Linked DNA regions of Homo sapiens: region 2 is linked to region 1. A link is a loop called in an ENCODE intact Hi-C map of the cell type or tissue named here. Cell type or tissue: CD14-positive monocyte. All regions are shown on one strand. Each heading gives the region's core, and the rest is flanking DNA. Links, peaks and the distances in the headings are about the cores only.

The links. A loop is a pair of places that touch in the nucleus more often than their neighbours do. Peaks named below come from ENCODE experiments on the same cell type or tissue, not always from the same donor. Only the 100,000 strongest peaks of a DNase experiment are listed, where the experiment ranks them.
Region 2: it touches region 1 in a loop (2.3-fold over the local background); 34 of 110 quality-filtered maps call a loop at or near these places.

The regions. Positions count from the first base shown.
Region 1 is chr7:39,631,002-39,639,339 of GRCh38, reverse strand. All of the region lies in intron 1 of RALA (RAS like proto-oncogene A), which reads right to left. Among named protein-coding and RNA genes, the nearest start is that of RALA, 12 kb to the right of the region's middle. RefSeq lists an enhancer at 2,561-2,610. In CD14-positive monocyte, for the core only: no CTCF peak of the experiment used is centred there; no DNase peak of the experiment used is centred there; H3K27ac peaks cover 483 bases.
Region 2 is chr7:39,575,450-39,583,787 of GRCh38, reverse strand. It overlaps a transcript of YAE1 not described here. Among named protein-coding and RNA genes, the nearest start is that of YAE1, 13 kb to the right of the region's middle. RefSeq lists enhancers at 3,341-3,390, 3,411-3,490. In CD14-positive monocyte, for the core only: CTCF peaks have their summits at 3,009 and 3,210 (motif pointing left); a DNase peak (open chromatin) is centred at 3,177.

The DNA.
Region 1 (8,338 bases), core at 322-8,321:
CCAACCACCAATGCAACTGCTGTCACTCACTGATTGGGTGAGTAAAATTGGGTTAAGTAATAGTCTTACTTGTTTGTATCAATCTTTCTGAAAGGTATGTAAAGCTCACAATTCTTTCAATGTTTAGAAGTGTTTTGGGTCTTGATTTAGAAGTTTGTGATGTTTTTGTGACCAGAAATATGCTACAGAAACTTAACTCTTGTATCAATTAACCTATGGTAAAATTGTTTTTGTTATACACCATTTCACTTAAAGTCACATTTTCCAAGAACCTACCTATGACATTAAGTGAGGACTTACTGTGTAACAACTGTCCATAAACATGCAGAGAAAGAGAAGCCCTCAAACACTGCTGGTGAGGATGCAAAGTAATGTGCAGCCACTCTGGAAAACAGTGTGGCAATTTCTTAAGAGGTTAAACATAAATGTACCATACAACCCAATAATTACTCTCCCAAGTATATATACATGAGAAATGAAAACTATGTCCACACAAAGACTTGTACATGAATGTTCACAGCAGGATTATTCACAACAACCAAAAAGTGGAAAAACTCCAAATGTCCACCAACTGATAAACAGATAAACAAGATGGCCTGGGCACAGTGGCTCATGCCTATTATCCCAGCATTCTGGGAGGCCAAAGGGGAGGACTGCTTGAGCCCAGGAGTTTCAGACCATCCTGGACAACACGGGGAGAACCCTATATCTACAAAAAAATTTAAAAAATTAGCCAGGCCTGGTGGCATGTGCCTTCTGGTCCCAGCTACTTGGGAGGCTGAGGTGGGAGGAATGCTTGAGCCCAGGAGGTCAAGACTGCAGGGAGACATGATGATAAACAAAATGTGGTATATCCATATCCATAGAATAGAATACTACTAAGCAACAAAAAAGAACTACTGACACATGCCTTAACATTAATGAACCAGAAAGACACTATGCTAAGTAAAAGAAGCCAGACACAAAAACCACATATTGTATGATTTCATTTCTACCATCCGGAAAGGGCAAATTTATGAAGATCCCTATTATAACCTTAGAAAAATCACTGACTTGACACTAAATATTGTTCTAAATCTATGAACAACTGGCACACTCCTGTAATCCCAGCTACTCAGGAGGCTTAAGCAGCAGGATCACTTGAGGCCAGGAGTTAGAGGTTAGAGTGAGCTGTGATCACACCATTGCACTCCAGCCTAGGTGACAGAGCATTCAGCCTAAGTGACAGAATAAGACCCTGTCTTTTAAAATAAAATTTTAAAAAAAGAGAGAGACATTAGGAGACAACTGGGAAACCTGAATCTGGGTTAGATATTAGAGGATGTTATGGAATTGTTACTAATTTTCTTAGGTGTTACAATAGTATTACAACAGTATTATGCAGGAGAATGCCTTTATTCTCAGAAAATGCAAGCTGAAGTACACAAAGGTGAAGTTTCTCCAACTTACTTTCAAATAGCTCAAAAATCAATCAATAAATAAAAGCATCTATACTCAGAAAAAGCAAATGTGGCCAAAATGATAATTGGTGATTGGTGAATATAGGTGTAGGGTATGTAGGCATTCAATACACTATGTTACTCTTTTCTATAGGTTTGAAATGTTTCAAAACAAAAAGCTGGGAGGAAATAGCACTCTCATTTGAAACCTAACCAAATGTAAATGGAATCACCAATACAGTTATCTGTGCATTTAGAAAGAAGCACATAGTTGGTGTATAAATACTGTCATCTTTTTGGTCTACCTGTGTTAACATACTGAAACTAACAGAGGGAACAAATGAAACTAAAAGTATAAAATAATTATTCAGAGACTGAACCACTTAAAGCTTTACAAAAAATGCTATTGTTAAGGAATACTTTTTGAAGTATTACTTAAGTCAAAGTAACATAATGAATTGGTGCTAAAATCTTTAAGTTACAGGTGTGTTCAAAAGAATTGTTGAATGAAGGTTAATAAATGTGGAAGAATAGCCGTCCTCTCTATATCTCTTGGCTGATAATAAAGATCAAACAAGGATAATGTATACAAAAGTGCAGGTTCCATTAAAAAAAATTAGTCACACTTTGTACCTTCCTGTTAATAGGGACAGAAATATAGGATTAAACCTAGCATCATTTTGGGTTACTTTGGCTATAACTGGGACTCCTCAATTATGTAGTCAACACTGCACTAAAAATTCACTTAGACAATGTCAGTATTCACTATGAATAATTCCCCTTCATTACTCTTAAACATTCTATTTGCTATACCACAAATTTTAACAGTGTGCTTTTAACAATTTAATGTTTTTAATAGCTTGAAACTCATCTGATAGGGTTTGACTCTGTGCCCTCACCAAAATCTCATGTCAATTTGTAATCCCCACATCAGGGGATGGACCTGGTAGGAGGTGACTGGATCATGGGGGTGGTTTCCCCCATGCTGTTCTAGTGATAGTGAGTTCTCATGAGATCTGATGGTTTAAAAGTGTAGCACTTCCTTGCCCCCGTGTCTCTCTCCTGCTCCACCATAATGAGAATGTGCTTGCTTCCCCTTTGCTTTCCGCCATGATTGTAAGTCTCCTGAGGGCTCCCGGTCATGATTCTTGTTAAGTTTGCAGAACTCTGAGTCAATTAAACCTCTTCTCTTCATAAATTACCCAGTCTCAGGTAGTTCTTTATAGCAGTGAGAGAACAAACTAGTATAACATCAAACACACAAACGTAAAACAGAAATTTTGTTGATGAATCAAAAAGAAAGTCCACCTGGAAGTTCAAACAAAAAGTCATGTTTATAGTTTTTACAACGAAGAAAGTGTTCTTGGGACTGGACCTCAAACTTAGAGATCTAAGAAGAAAAGGCATACACGATATGCTAAAATATAGATAACTTAATAAACATAGGTGAGCTCAAAGTATCCCAGCAGATGAAGGAAGACAGAAATTATATTCACTAGAATGGCTATAATAAAAAAGATAAGACAATAACAACTGTTAGTGAAGTTGCGGAAAAACTGGGAACTCTCATACGCTTCCAGTGGGGATGTAAAATGGTGCAGCTGCTTTAGAAGTTTGGCTGGTCTTCAAAATGTTAAACATGGGAGTTATTATACGACCCAGCACTTCCACTCCTAGGTATATACACCCAAGAGAAATGAAAACATACATCTATGCAAAAACACATACATCAATGTTCATGTCAACATTATTCAATATAAGCCCCAAAGTAGAAACACCCACATGTCCATCAACTGATGAATGGATAAATTATGGCATACCCACACAATGGAACATTATTCAGCCATTAGAACAAATGAAGTATTGCCGCATGCTACAACATGGATGATCTTGAAAACATTATGTTAGGTGAAAGTAGCCAGACACAAAAGACCACCTATTGTATGACTCCATTTATGGAATCCAAAAATTATCTGGAATAGGCAAGTCTGTAGAGCAGGCTCCCCAACCCCTGGGCCACAAACTGGTACCAGTCTGTGGCCTGTTAGGAACTGGGCCGCACAGCAGGAGGTGAGCGGAGGGTGAGCAAGCATTACTGCCTGAGCTCCACCTCCTGTCAGATCAGTGGTGGCATTAGATTCTCATAGGAGTACAAACCTTATTGTGAACTGTGCACCTGAGCAATCTAGTTTGTATGCTCCTTATGAGAATCTAACTAATGCCTGATGATTTGAAGTGGAACAGTTTCATCCCAACGCCATCCTCCTCCCCATTTCCCCTGGTCCGTGGAAAAACTGTCTTCCACAAAACCAGTCCCTGGTGCCAATAAGGTTGGGGACCACTGCTGTAGAGAGAGAAAATAGATTAGTAGTTGCCAGGGGCTGAGGGGCAGAAGAAATCAGGACTGATGACTAATGAGTATGGCTTTCTTTTTGAAAGTAATGAAAATGTTCTGGAATTAGATATTGGTGATAATTGCACAACTCTGACTATATTAAAAACCACTAAATTGTACTTTTTCTTTTTCGAGACAGGTCTGGCTCTGTTGCCCAGGCTGGAGTGTAGTGGCACGATCTCGGCTCACTGCAACCTCCACCTCCTGGGCTCAAGCGATCCTCCCACCTCAGCATCCCGAGTAGCTAGGACTACAGACAGGCACGCGCCACCATGCTCGGCTGATTTTTCTGTATTTTTTGTAGAGATGCTTGGCTAATTTTTTTCTATTTTTTGCAGAGATGGGGTTTTGCCATGTTGAACTCCTGGACTCAAGCAATCTGCCTGCCTTGGCTGCCCAAAGTGCTGGAATTACAGGCGTGAGCCACCACACCTGGCAAAACTGCACATTTAAAAGGGCAAATTTTATGGTATGTGAATTATATCCCAATAAATCTGTTATTATAAAGAAGATTCAAGTCCTCACTACAGAAAAATAATAAGCAAAGGAAATAAAGACAATTCACAGGCTAAGAAATATAAATGACCAATGAATGTGCAAAAAAGACAAGCAGTTGTAACCAGATAAGTAGAAACTTTAACAAAACAAAGAAATGGATTTTATGAACTGGATCAAAACAAAACATAAAAATAAATAAGCATAGCAACAAATGGCAACAAATAGCAACAAAATGATCAAGTTTTATTTTATTCTTAGGGACTAAGAAAGCTACTGAAAATCACAAGCAGCAAATAAGAATGAAGTAGCAGGCACCGAGAATTGTCTTAGCTGTATTATGTAGACATAAGAAATAGGAAGACCTTGGAGATTAATAGGGTAGTGGGAAGGTTACCAATTATTCAAACATTAAATGACTAGGGCTGGTGTCCCAGAAACCTAAGACTTCTGGGGATGGACTAAATATTTTAGGCAGAAAGATGATGGAAGACAGATTTCCCTCAGACTAAAAATGGTGGGGGCAGGCAGAGGAAATAAGACAACAACAAAAAAGAACAGAAAAGATCACCCTCCTGCTGAAGTGTGCCATCAGGGTAGCTGCATGTACCACAGGACAAGATCTGAGGATCTTCAAGGCAGGAAACCCCCAAGTCTGCCCCACCCAAGTCTGAATTTCATACCAGTGAGGCAGCAAGACCCAGAGAGAAAAAGGTGACATGGGTCACAGGAAAAGTGAAAACAGACAGCTGGAATGGACCAAGGAATGGACCAAGGTGAGTGAGGGCTCCTCAACCTAGGGACAAGAAGAGATCATTAAATACTCTACCTACCAGCACTCCTGGGACAGCAAAGATGGACAACAGGCCATGGACTGAGAGTTGTAAGGAGTTCTAGGAAGGAACTCATTAGTATATGGGGCAATAAATTAATAAATACCCTACCACCCAGCCCTCCTGGGAGAGAAAACAATAGAATGACAGAGAAAGGCAACAGGATGTGGTCTGAGAGTTCACACAGGGACCTGGTAATCTTGAAATTATAAGAATCTACAGAAAATACGCTACTTGAACTTTCTGGATAAATTAGATGGCAGTGAAATAAAAACACTCTCCAGAACTTGGGAGACCAAGCACTGGTGTGCAATGACCATCACTGCCATGTGGATGGAACATGTGCAGGATGCTGGGCCAACACCTGATTTCACACCAACAAATCATTCCTGCCAGATGAGTGGATTCGCATAAATAAAACCTGGAGAAAGAACTGCCTCAAAGCCAGATGTCCCAGGCCTTACACACTTGTCAAGAACCACCCACAGATATGTACTCTAGGATTACCCCCCAGTGGATAAACTCATCTAATTACAAACCTGCTGATAGGGTGTGGCTGTGTCCCCACCAAAATCTCATCTTGAATTATAATCGCCATAACCCCACTTGTTGAGGGAGGGACTAGGTGGGAGGTGACTGGATCATGGAAGCAGTTTCCTCCATGCTGTTCTCGTGACAGTGAGTTCTCACGAGATCTGATGGTTTTATAAGGCAGTTTTTCCTGCTCTTGCATGCACATGCTCGCTCCTGCTCACTCTCATGAATTCTCATTCTCTCTCTCCCCTTCTCTCTCTTTTCTGCTGACATGTAAGACACGTCTGCTTCATCTTCTGCCATGATTTTAAGTTTCCTGAGGCCTCCCCAGCCATGTGGAACTGTGAGTTAATTAAACCTCTTTTCTTTATAAATTACCCATTCTCGGGTATGTCTTTATAGCAGTGCGAGAACAGACTAACATTTACCTTGCTATATGATCTAGAAATCCAAGAAGTCAAGGCAGCAACATATCAATACAAAACAAGCCTTGCTCATCTGCAAAGCACACACACCACTTAAGACTGTGAAGCCTAGAAGGGAATCCCTAGATTTTCATAGACCTATGACAGCTTTAGCCTAGAAGGGAAAAGGAGGTCACCCTGTGGCATCTATAACTAGCTGGGTAAAAAACAAAATGAAATCCAGAAAACTGTGTAGAGAAGCAAGAAAACTCAGGGCTGCTTGTATAAACTGAGAAACCATGGAGCAGTTACCATGCTAAACACCGTATTTTCCTACCATGCACTAGGAAAGTTGACCTTTCCTGCTTCTTACCACATCCATCTCCTTAAGTATCTTTTGTTAAAATTTAATTTTTTAAAAATTGAGATGGGGTCTCACTCTGTCACCCAGCCTGGAGTGCAGTGGCATGATCTCAGCTCATTGAAGCCTCCCCTCCTGGGCTCAAGTGATCCTCCCACCTCAGCTCCCTAGTAGCTGGGACCACAAGCACATGCCACCATACTTAGCTAATTTTTGTACTTTTTGTAGAGACAGGGTTTCACCATCTTACTCGACCTGGTCTCAAACTCATGAGCTCAAGCTACCTGCTAGCCTCAGCCTCCCAAAGTACTGGGATTACAGGCCTTAGCCACCACGCCCAGCCAATCTCCATAAGCATCTCTTAAAGACACAGCGAAGGACTGTGTGCAACCCTTGTAAGGTATATACATAGCCAAACTATTATCTACATTGAAATGTACACATTTGTATATCCATGGTGAAGATAATACAATGAAGCAATCAGTACCTCTATTAAAGACATTGTTACACTGCTATTTAATCTTGTTCTGGAGATATTAGTCAGTGCAATTAGATAAATAGTTAAAGGCATAAACACTGGAAAAGAAGGAAAAAAAACTATTTACAGATGACACAATAGTATATCTGGAAAGTCTGAGAGAAGCAATGATGGAAGTAATTGATATGATTTGGATGTGTGTCTCTTCCAAGTTTCATGTTGAAATGTAATTCCCAAGGTTGGAGGCGGGCCTAGTCGGGGGATGTTTCCGTCATAGGGCAGATTCCTCACGAATGGCTTGGTGCTGTCCTCACAGTAATGAGCAAGTTCTTACTCTATTAGTTCACATGAGAGCTGGTTGTTTAAAAGAGCCCAGAACCTCCTCCTCTCTCTCACTCTTCTTTTGCCATGTGTCACACCTGCTCACCCTTCGCCTTCTTCCATGAGTAAAAACTTCCTGAGGCCTCAACTCGCCAAGCAGATGTTGGTGTCATGCCAGTACAGCCTGCAGAACCGTAAGCCAAACAAATCTCTTTCCTTTATGAATTACCCAGTCACAGGTATACTTTCATAGCAATGCAAAAGAGGCTAACATAGTCAACTTAGTAACAATTTGGCAAGGTGGCAGGAAAATATGCAGAAATCAACAATATTCGTATAAATGGACAATAACCAGTTAAAATACATAAATGATAAGAAAACTATAATAGCAACAAAAAAGATAAAATAGCTTAGGAATAAGCAAGAAATGTTGAAAACTTGTATGAAGAAAACTATAAACCATTCCTCAAAGACACAAAAGTAGAATGCAAAAAATAAAAAGACATTGTTTGTTTTAGGTTAAGATGTCTCAATACCATCAAGATGTCAATTCTCTAGCAGGGCATGGTGGCACACACCTGTACTATCATCTACTTGGGTGGCTGAGGCAGGAGGATCACTTGAGCCCAGGAGTTCAAGGCTGCAGTGAGCTATGATGGCACCACTGCACTCCAGCCTGGGCAACAGAGGGAGACCCTTTCTCCAAAAAAAAGATGTCAGTTCTTCATAAGTTAGTATAAGTTCAATGTGATCCCAATAAAAACAGCAATGAGGCCGGGCACCATGGCTCACGCCTGTAATCCCAGTGCTTTGGAAGGCCGAGGCAGGTGGATCACTTGAGGCCAGGAGTTTGAGACCAGCCTGGCCAATATGGCGAAACCCTGTCTCTACTAAAAATAAAAAAATAAGCTGGGCATGGTGGCACACGCCTGTGGTTCCAGCTACATGGGAGGCTGAGGCAGGAGAATCGCTTGAACCTGGGAGGCAGAGGGTACAGTGAGCTGAGATCGCACCACTGCACTCCAGCCTGGGTGACACAGTGAAACTCTGTCTCAAAAAAAAAAAAAACAAAAACAAA
Region 2 (8,338 bases), core at 142-8,141, 55 kb after region 1:
CACCAAACAAGGGCTTTACATACATAATTGCACGTAATCCCCACAGAAACAATGATGTCACTACCATTACCTCCATTTTATAGATCTTACACATTTGGAAAGTAGGAGGCTCAGATCTCCTGGGAAATACATGGCTTATAGGCACACTGTTATTAACATGTACAAAATAATGGCAAAGAAGGCCAAAGTTATTGCCACAATCAAATCAATGTGGAGAACCAAATAAATTCTGTAAATATCATATTCTCTTTCAAATCTATGTTAAGTTAAAGATCAGTCACTTCTCATAGAATTTTCTGAGGTCCTGCCTGAGTATCTTATTGGATATTGTGGAGAAGTGACTTATGAGTATGATTTTGATTTTCCCCTGGAGTTAATGAAAAATAACTCAATTGGGCTAAGAGTTACCCCTGTTTTGTAAACTGGTCTTTCTCTTTTAAAACAGAAGCAATATTGTGACAAATGCAATAAAGAACTTTATTTTGTTAAGAGCAGGCACTCCCAGAGTTTTATCTGCAAAATATACATTTTTGTATAATATGTCCACATGTATACATTTTATGACTTTCACTTAAAAATATAACATATTCCTTGTTTCTATAGTTCTCATAATGATAACTTTTAATGGGTGCATAACATTTCTTTGAGTGGATGTTATAATAATTTACTCAATTTTTAAAATTGTTGATCATTTGGGTTATTCTAATTTTTCTCTACTCTAGATTGAATGCAGCAACCAATAGCTTTGCGCTGCAAGTTTTTAAAATCACCTTTATAATTCCTTTAACTAAATTCCTAGAAGTGGGATTTTTACGTAAATGTATATAAATGGCTTTGATTTGATACATCTTCTGCTATACCAAATGGAAAGCTATACCGATCTTTGGCATCTTTCTCTGTCAGCTTCTCCATTCATTCTTTCTATCAGCTGAACACCATCTGTCAATGGCAACTTACTTTGCCTGACTTTCTCAAGTTGTCCCTGGTTACTTCCTTGGAGACAAAGCAACCTGTGATGAGGTCAGAAGTATCATGTTCACACTAAAGAGGCAAGGTCTCTGATGAGTAGCTGAGTGAAATCCCATCTCTGACCTCAGTGCTTCTGCTACCTTTCATGAAGGCCATCCTTTGTTCCAGCACACTGACAGAAATAAAAAACGCTCTCTAAGCTGACAAATGGGGTGGGTCATAAGTGAACATTGTGACAGATTTCAGACATCATACAGACCTCATATTGGCCTATAAGATAAAAATCACAGACTAATAATATATCGTTTGGCAGCTTGAATGACAAAACAATGTGATTTTAAATGAAAATACTTTTAATTGGCTTCTACAAATGAATTAAATGAGTTTTCCTTCTACATTCAATTCTATTGCAGTCATTTCTAAACAGCTGATAGGTTAAAATTATATGGTTAGTTAAAATAACTATTTTTAACTAATTTTTTTTTTGGCTGGGCATGGTGGCTCATGCCTAGAATTCAAGCACTTTGGGAGGCCGAGGGAGGAGGATCACTTGAGCCCAGGAGTTCTAGACTAGCCCAGGCAACACAGTGAGGCCCTATCTCAACAATGACAACAACAAAAATGACAACAACAAAATTAGCCCGGCATGGTATAGTCCTATCAATAGTCTGATCTTTCCAGAAAGAATATCACCAAAGTACTAATCAGAACTACCTACAGACACAGTTCTCAGAAGCTGGTGTAGTGCCTGTAGTCCCAGCTACTTGGGAGGCTGAGGCAGGAGGATTGCTTGAGCCCAGGAGATTGAGGCTGCCATAAGCTGTAATTGTACCACTGCACTCCAACCTTAGTGACAGAGTGAGACTCCATCTCTTAAAAAAAAAATTAACTTTTACTTTTTAAAAAGCTATTTTTATGGTTATTTTCTTGTTTTTTATTTTTTTTTTGAGACTGGGTCTCACTCTGTTACCCAGGCTGAAGTGCAGTGGCAGGATCACGGCTCACTGCAGCCTTGAACTCCTGGGCTTAAGCCATCCTTCTGCCTCAGCCTTCCCAAGTAGTTGGGACCATAGGTGTGCACTACCATGCCCGGTTGATTTTGTATTTTTTGTAGAGATGCGGTCTCCCTATGTTTCCCAGGCTGGTCTTGAACTCTTGGGTTCAAGTGATCCACCTGTCTCAGCTTCCCAAAGTGCTGGGATTATAGGCATGAGCCACCGTGCCAGGGTGGTTAGTTGTTAATAATAATTTGCTGTTCCATGGTGTAATTTTTAATTACAGGTTAGAGAGTTTTTGGTTATTTCAGAATCTGATTTTGGAAGAAAGGTGTTTTGCAATGCCTCCAAATAAGAAAAAGAAGATATTTTATTTTCAGGTTATTTACATTATACCCCAATTTCAGTCATTTTGCTTTATTGGCAAAAGCTATCATTATACTATTGTCAAATCTCTCATATTTCATTATTACAAGCAATTTGACAACTCATTTGTTTTGTGTTTAAAAATCTATCTAGAACCATATATTTCTTTTATAAATAACAAAGCCATGTTACATAGATAACGATGACTATGTCATTAATAAGGAAACAGGCTTAACTATTCTAGAGTTGTATTTGATGAGAGGAAAACCTAGTTGGTTGTCGATTTGTTGACTAAAAAGAGAAGAGTTGTGATATATTTGAGTAGGTTAACAAAGTTGTTGTCTCTCCCTATGTTTACATCCTGAAAAGTTGTGTTTGTGTGTGTGAGAGAAAAAGAGAGAGTGAGATCAAGAGATGAACTGCAAGTGTTGTTTGAAACAGTTTAGGTGCAGTCCTGCTTGGCAAGTAGAGATGCTTCCTGCAGGTGAGGTTAGAATTTTACATTGCTTCTGATTGAAGGCTGCATGCTTTGGGTTCTAGGTGTTTACTTTTAGGCCTCAGAGCTTTGGAAAAAAGGTGCTTTTTTCTTTTGAACAGGTTTTCTTATGATCAGTTATTTTGATTTAGAAAAATTCTCAGCCTAGAATTTAAACAAGAACAGGAGGATCCTAATTTCTTATTTGTCGACATACCCCAAAAGCCCTCCTCATCCACCCAACTTCACAAATGGCTCAATCTGTCTGGTATAGCTTTAGGGATAATCACTAGCTTCTTGTACTTGTGACCATGAGGTCTAAGCAAAGGGCACATTACCAAGGAATGAAACACGTGCTAACTTATCAGGGTGCACGAGCACCACCTAGTGGCCTTGAACTAACTCAACAGCTTCTTCGAAAGAAAGAGGATCCAAAGGTCCAAGGCCTCTCTCAGTGGTGAGTTGCATACACATGCATGAAAGCACCAGGATTCAACTTCCGCAGAACTCAATCTGTAGGTAGTTCTGATTAGTACTTTGATCTTCTTTTTGGAAAGAGCAGACTATTTATAGGGCAAGAAAACGGAGTGTTACACACTGAGGACTCTTGGCTCTTTTTGGCAGATCTGCAGCAGTATGCACATATGTGAGTGGTGAGCTAACACCCTTCCTTTCAGTTGAATAGGAATATGTAAAAGCTAGACACATCATCACAAAATGAGTGACATAAACTATCTTCCCGTTTGGAGGATAGAAAGTCTAAGAAGTCCGAGGAGAATTTAGTTTCTCCTTTAGTATATGTGCTAAACCACTTTCTACATAATATTCTCCCCTCGAGTAGGCAGGGACCATCTCTTTTTCTACATGTATAGCAAACAAATCTGGTAAATTTTTTGTTCCTTATAACTGTTGGTTATTATGCTTTTTTTGTTTTTTTAGACACAGGGTCTCACTCTGTTGCCTAGGCTAGAGTGCAGTGGTGCGATCACAGCTCACTGCAGCCTCAAGCTCCTGGGCTCAGGTGATCCTCCCACTTCAGCTTCCCAGGAGGCTGGGACTACAGGTTGCATGCCACCATGCCTGGCTATTATTATTTTGGTAGTGACAGGCTTTTGCCATGTTGCCCAGGCTGGTGTGGTCTCAAACTCCTGGGCTCAAGTGATCCTTCCAACTCAGCCTCCCAAAGTGCTGCGATTGTAGGTGTGAGCTATAGACACGTAGCTCGGCTATTACATACATTTTTAAAATAAAAATAATACTTGCTGACTGGGGAAGACTTGAAAAATGCAGAAAAGCAGGATTTTTTTTTTTTTTTGAGACAGAGTCTCACTCTGTTGTCCAGGCTGGAGTGCAGTGGCGTGATCTCAGCTCACTGCACCCCCACCTCCTGGGTTCAAGCGATTCTCCTGCCTCAGCCTCCTGAGTAGCTGGGATTACAGGTGCCTGCCATCACACAAGACTAATTTTTGTATTTTTAGTAGAGATGGGTTTTTGCCATGTTGGCCAGGCTGGTCTCGAACTCCTGACCTCAAGTGACCTGTCCACCTCGGCCTCTCATAGAAAAATAGAAATTAACAGCAAAGTAAACACATAGCTCACAGTCCCCCTACTAAACACAGTCACTGCTACCATGTTATTATTTAGTAAGCATCCACCCTGAGTACACACTCTGGAACCAGGCTTGCCTTGGTTTAAATCTCAAGTGGGCCATTTAGTAGCTACAAACTGGACACATTACTTAGCCTTCTTGGTGCCTCGATTTCCTAATCTCTAAGATGGGCATAAAAGCAGCTCTGCAGGAGAGGGCTATTATGAGGATTAAAGAAATTAATATATGTAAAGCTTTTAGAATATAGTGCCTACATATAGTAAACACTGCCTGCGTTAACCATTACTTCCCCTCTCTTTTTCCTCCAGCTCCTTACTGTTATTAGAACTATGCACCAGGGATCCTGCTAGAAACTAACATCTTGGTTTGTTTTCACCTAGTTTTTGCCTTTGTGTAGTTTCTTTCTGCACTTTCTTAGTAGCGGAAACTATACTAAAACATAATTTTGTATTTTTTAAAGTTTTGCTATATTGTAATATTAACTTATTCATTGTAAAATTTGTAATGACTGGTAAATGCTATTATATTAACGTAACTGTTTAGCCTGGTGTATGACGATGTAGTCTCCGGAATTGGTGGATTCTTGGTCTCACTGACTTCAAGAATGAAGCTGCAGACCCTCGCGGTGAGTGTTACAGTTCTTAAAGGTGGTGTGTCCGGAGGTTGTTCCTTCTGATATTCAGACGTGTTCGGAGTTTCTTTCTTCTGGCGGGTTCATGGTCTCACTGGCTTCAGGAGTGAAGCTACAGACCTTCGCGGTGAGTGTTGCAGCTCATAAGGCAGCGCGTCTGGAGTTGTTCATTCTTCCAATGGGTTCGTGGTCTCGCTGGCCTCAGGAGCGAAGCTGCAGCCCGTTGCAGTGAGTGTTACAGCTCACAAAGACAACACAAACCCAAACAGTGAACAGCAGAAAGATTTATTGCAAACAGCAAAAGAACAAAGCTTCCACAACATGGAACTAGACCCTTGGGCAGCCTGCAACTAGACCCTTGGGCAGCCTGCTTTTATTCCCTTATCTGGCCCCACCCACATCTTGCTGATTGGTCCATTTTACAGAGAGCTGATCGGTCTGTTTTACAGACAGCTTATTGGTCCGTTTTGACAGAGTGCTGATTGGTGTATTTACAATCCCTTAGCTAGACATAAAGGTTCTCCAACTCCCTACCAGATTAGCTAGACACAGAGCGCTGCTTGAACTAGACACAGAGTGCTGATTGGTGCATTTACAATCCTCCAGCTAGACATAGAAGTTCTCCAAGTCCCCACCAGATTAGCTAGACACAGAGCACTGATTGGTGTATTCACAAACCTCGAGCTAGACACCAAGTGCTGACTGGTGTATTCACAATCCCTTAGCTAGACATAAAGGTTCTCCAAGTCCCCACCAGATTAGCTAGACACAGAGCACTGATTGGTGTGTTTACAAACCTCGAGCTAGACACAGAGTGCTGACTGGTGTATTCACAATCCCTTAGCTAGACATAAAGGTTCTCCAAGTCCCAACTAGACTCACGAGCCCAGCTGGCTTCACCTCGTGGATCCTGCACTGGGCCGCAGGCGGAGCTGCCTCCCAGTCCCGCACCGTGCACCCGCACTCCTCAGCCCTTGGGCAGTCCATGGGACCGGGCGCAGCAGAGCAGGGGGTGGTGCTCGTTGGGGAGGCTTGGGCTGCGCAGGAGCCCACAGTGGGGGTGAGGCTAGGGCATGACAGGCTGCAGGTTCTGAGCCGTGCCCACCGGGGAGGCAGCTGAGGCCTGGCGAGAATTTGAGCGCAGTGCCGGCAGGCTGGCACTGCTGGGGGACCTGGTGCACCCTCTGCAGCTGCTGGCCCGGGTGCTAAACCCCTCCCTCCCTGCTGGCCGGCCACTCCAAGTGCAGGGCCTGCCAAGCCCACCTCCCACCAGAAGCTCACGCTGGCTCGCCACTCTCACTCCACACCTCCCTGGGAGGGGAGGGAGCCGGTTCCGGCCTCGGCCAGCCCAGAGAGGGGCTCCCACAGCGCAGCAGCGGGCTGAAGGGCTCCTCAAGCGCAGCCAGAGTGGGTGCTGAGGCCAAGGAGGCACCTAGAGTGAGAGAGGGCTGCCAGCACTTCGTCACCTCTCAATGACACAGTTTGGATATGTGGATTTTTATTAACATGCAAAATGAAGATAAACATTTTTTAGAAAGGCAAACATAAGGCAGGTGTGGTGGCTCACGTCTGTAATCCCAGCACTTTGGGAGGCCAAGGCGGGTGGATCACCTGAGGTCAGGAGTTTGAGACCAGCCTGGCCAACATGATGAAACCCCATCTCTACTAAAAATACAAAAAATTAGCTGGGTGTGGTGGCAGGCCCCTGTAATCCCAGCTACTTAGGAGGCTGAAGCAGGAGAATCACTTGAACCCAGGAGGTGGAGGTTGTAGTGAGCCGAGATTGCGCCATTGCACTCCAGCTTGGGCAACAGGAGTAAAACTCCATCTCAAAAAAGAAAAGCTAACATAAAGATTTACAAAAGAATGTAACACGATGTATTTTGGAATCCTGTTCTCCTGTTCTGGTTATATTTCCATGTTGGCTAGTAGATTCATTTTTTTTTTCTCTCATCAAGCACCACCTATGCATCTATGTACAGGGTGTGATGCTGAATGCTGGGACTATAACACTAAATAAGGGATTTTCCTGGAGAAACGTGAAGAGACACTCAAAGTGATGCAGGGGAAACATTGGGAAGAGCAATCACCTCTGCCTGATGAAGCTGAAATTTAAGCTGGTATTGGAGGGTGACAGGAATTTGCTGGGAAAGGACGTGGAATAAAGTATTCTAGGCAGAAGAGTCAGCAATGAGTAAAAATCTAAGTTGGGAATAAGCCTAGTGTGTCCATAAAGCATTGTAGTAATGCCTGTAAAGAAGTGTAGTGTGCATGGTGAATGGAAAGAGGCAGGTGGGAAAAGAAGACTGACAACACTCTTTTGGGCCCAACACTTCAACAGGTTTGGGCCAAGACCTGAAAAACAAAAACAGAAACAAAAGGGAATAAATCTAGGTTTTAAGTCAGGGAAGTAAACTGTTTTGGAAAGATAATATTGGTAAGAGACAGAATGGACAGGAAGACAGCTAGATTGTAGGTACTGACATTAGTGATGAGGCTGGTACATAAATTAATTAAAATCTGGGTGATTAGAATGAAAGGAGGCCAGACTCAAACTGTTTGAAAGATGTAAAGCAACTCAGTTAGAAGTAGGGTATGATGGCACAGGAAGGGCAGAGGAAGACTTAATGTTTCCAGCTATGGATGAACAGGGATGACATTAATAGGTGAGATCATCTGGTCAGAATATAAAAACAAAGAGGTCCAACAGTGAAACTCTGGGGAATCCCTACATCTAAGCAGCAGTCAGAGTCGGGGAGAGTTAGCAAAATGATAGGGAATAGTAATGAGCGGACAAGAAAAAGTGCTGTTGGAGAAGGCAAGGAGAAGGGATTGTATAAGCAGTGAATTGTTCATGTCCAATGATGGAGAGGAGACAAATGATAGGACTGAAAACAAGTCAGTGATGGACAGTTGTGTGACTGGCTATCAGTGACTTTAGCAAAAAGTAGTTTAAAGGTGGAGAGTGCATGAGAAATTAAGAATTTGAGACAGTGATGGCAGACTCGTGCTCCAGCATGTTTGTTCAGAAAAGGCATTACGTAGGGGCAAAATCAAGAAAGGCAACTGTTGCGGTAAAGTATCTTCATGACAGAGATTTGAGAATTTCTGTAGAACAAGAAGCCTGATTGGTGAATCACTCTCTATACACACACACACACTCACTCTCTCTCTCTCTCTCTCTCTCTCTCTCTCTCTCTCTCTCCTGTATCTTAGACTGGAAACTTAGTTCTAAGAACTAAGCTCTAACCTTAGTTGGAAGAGGGTAGAATCACAACTTAGACTGGGCTGAA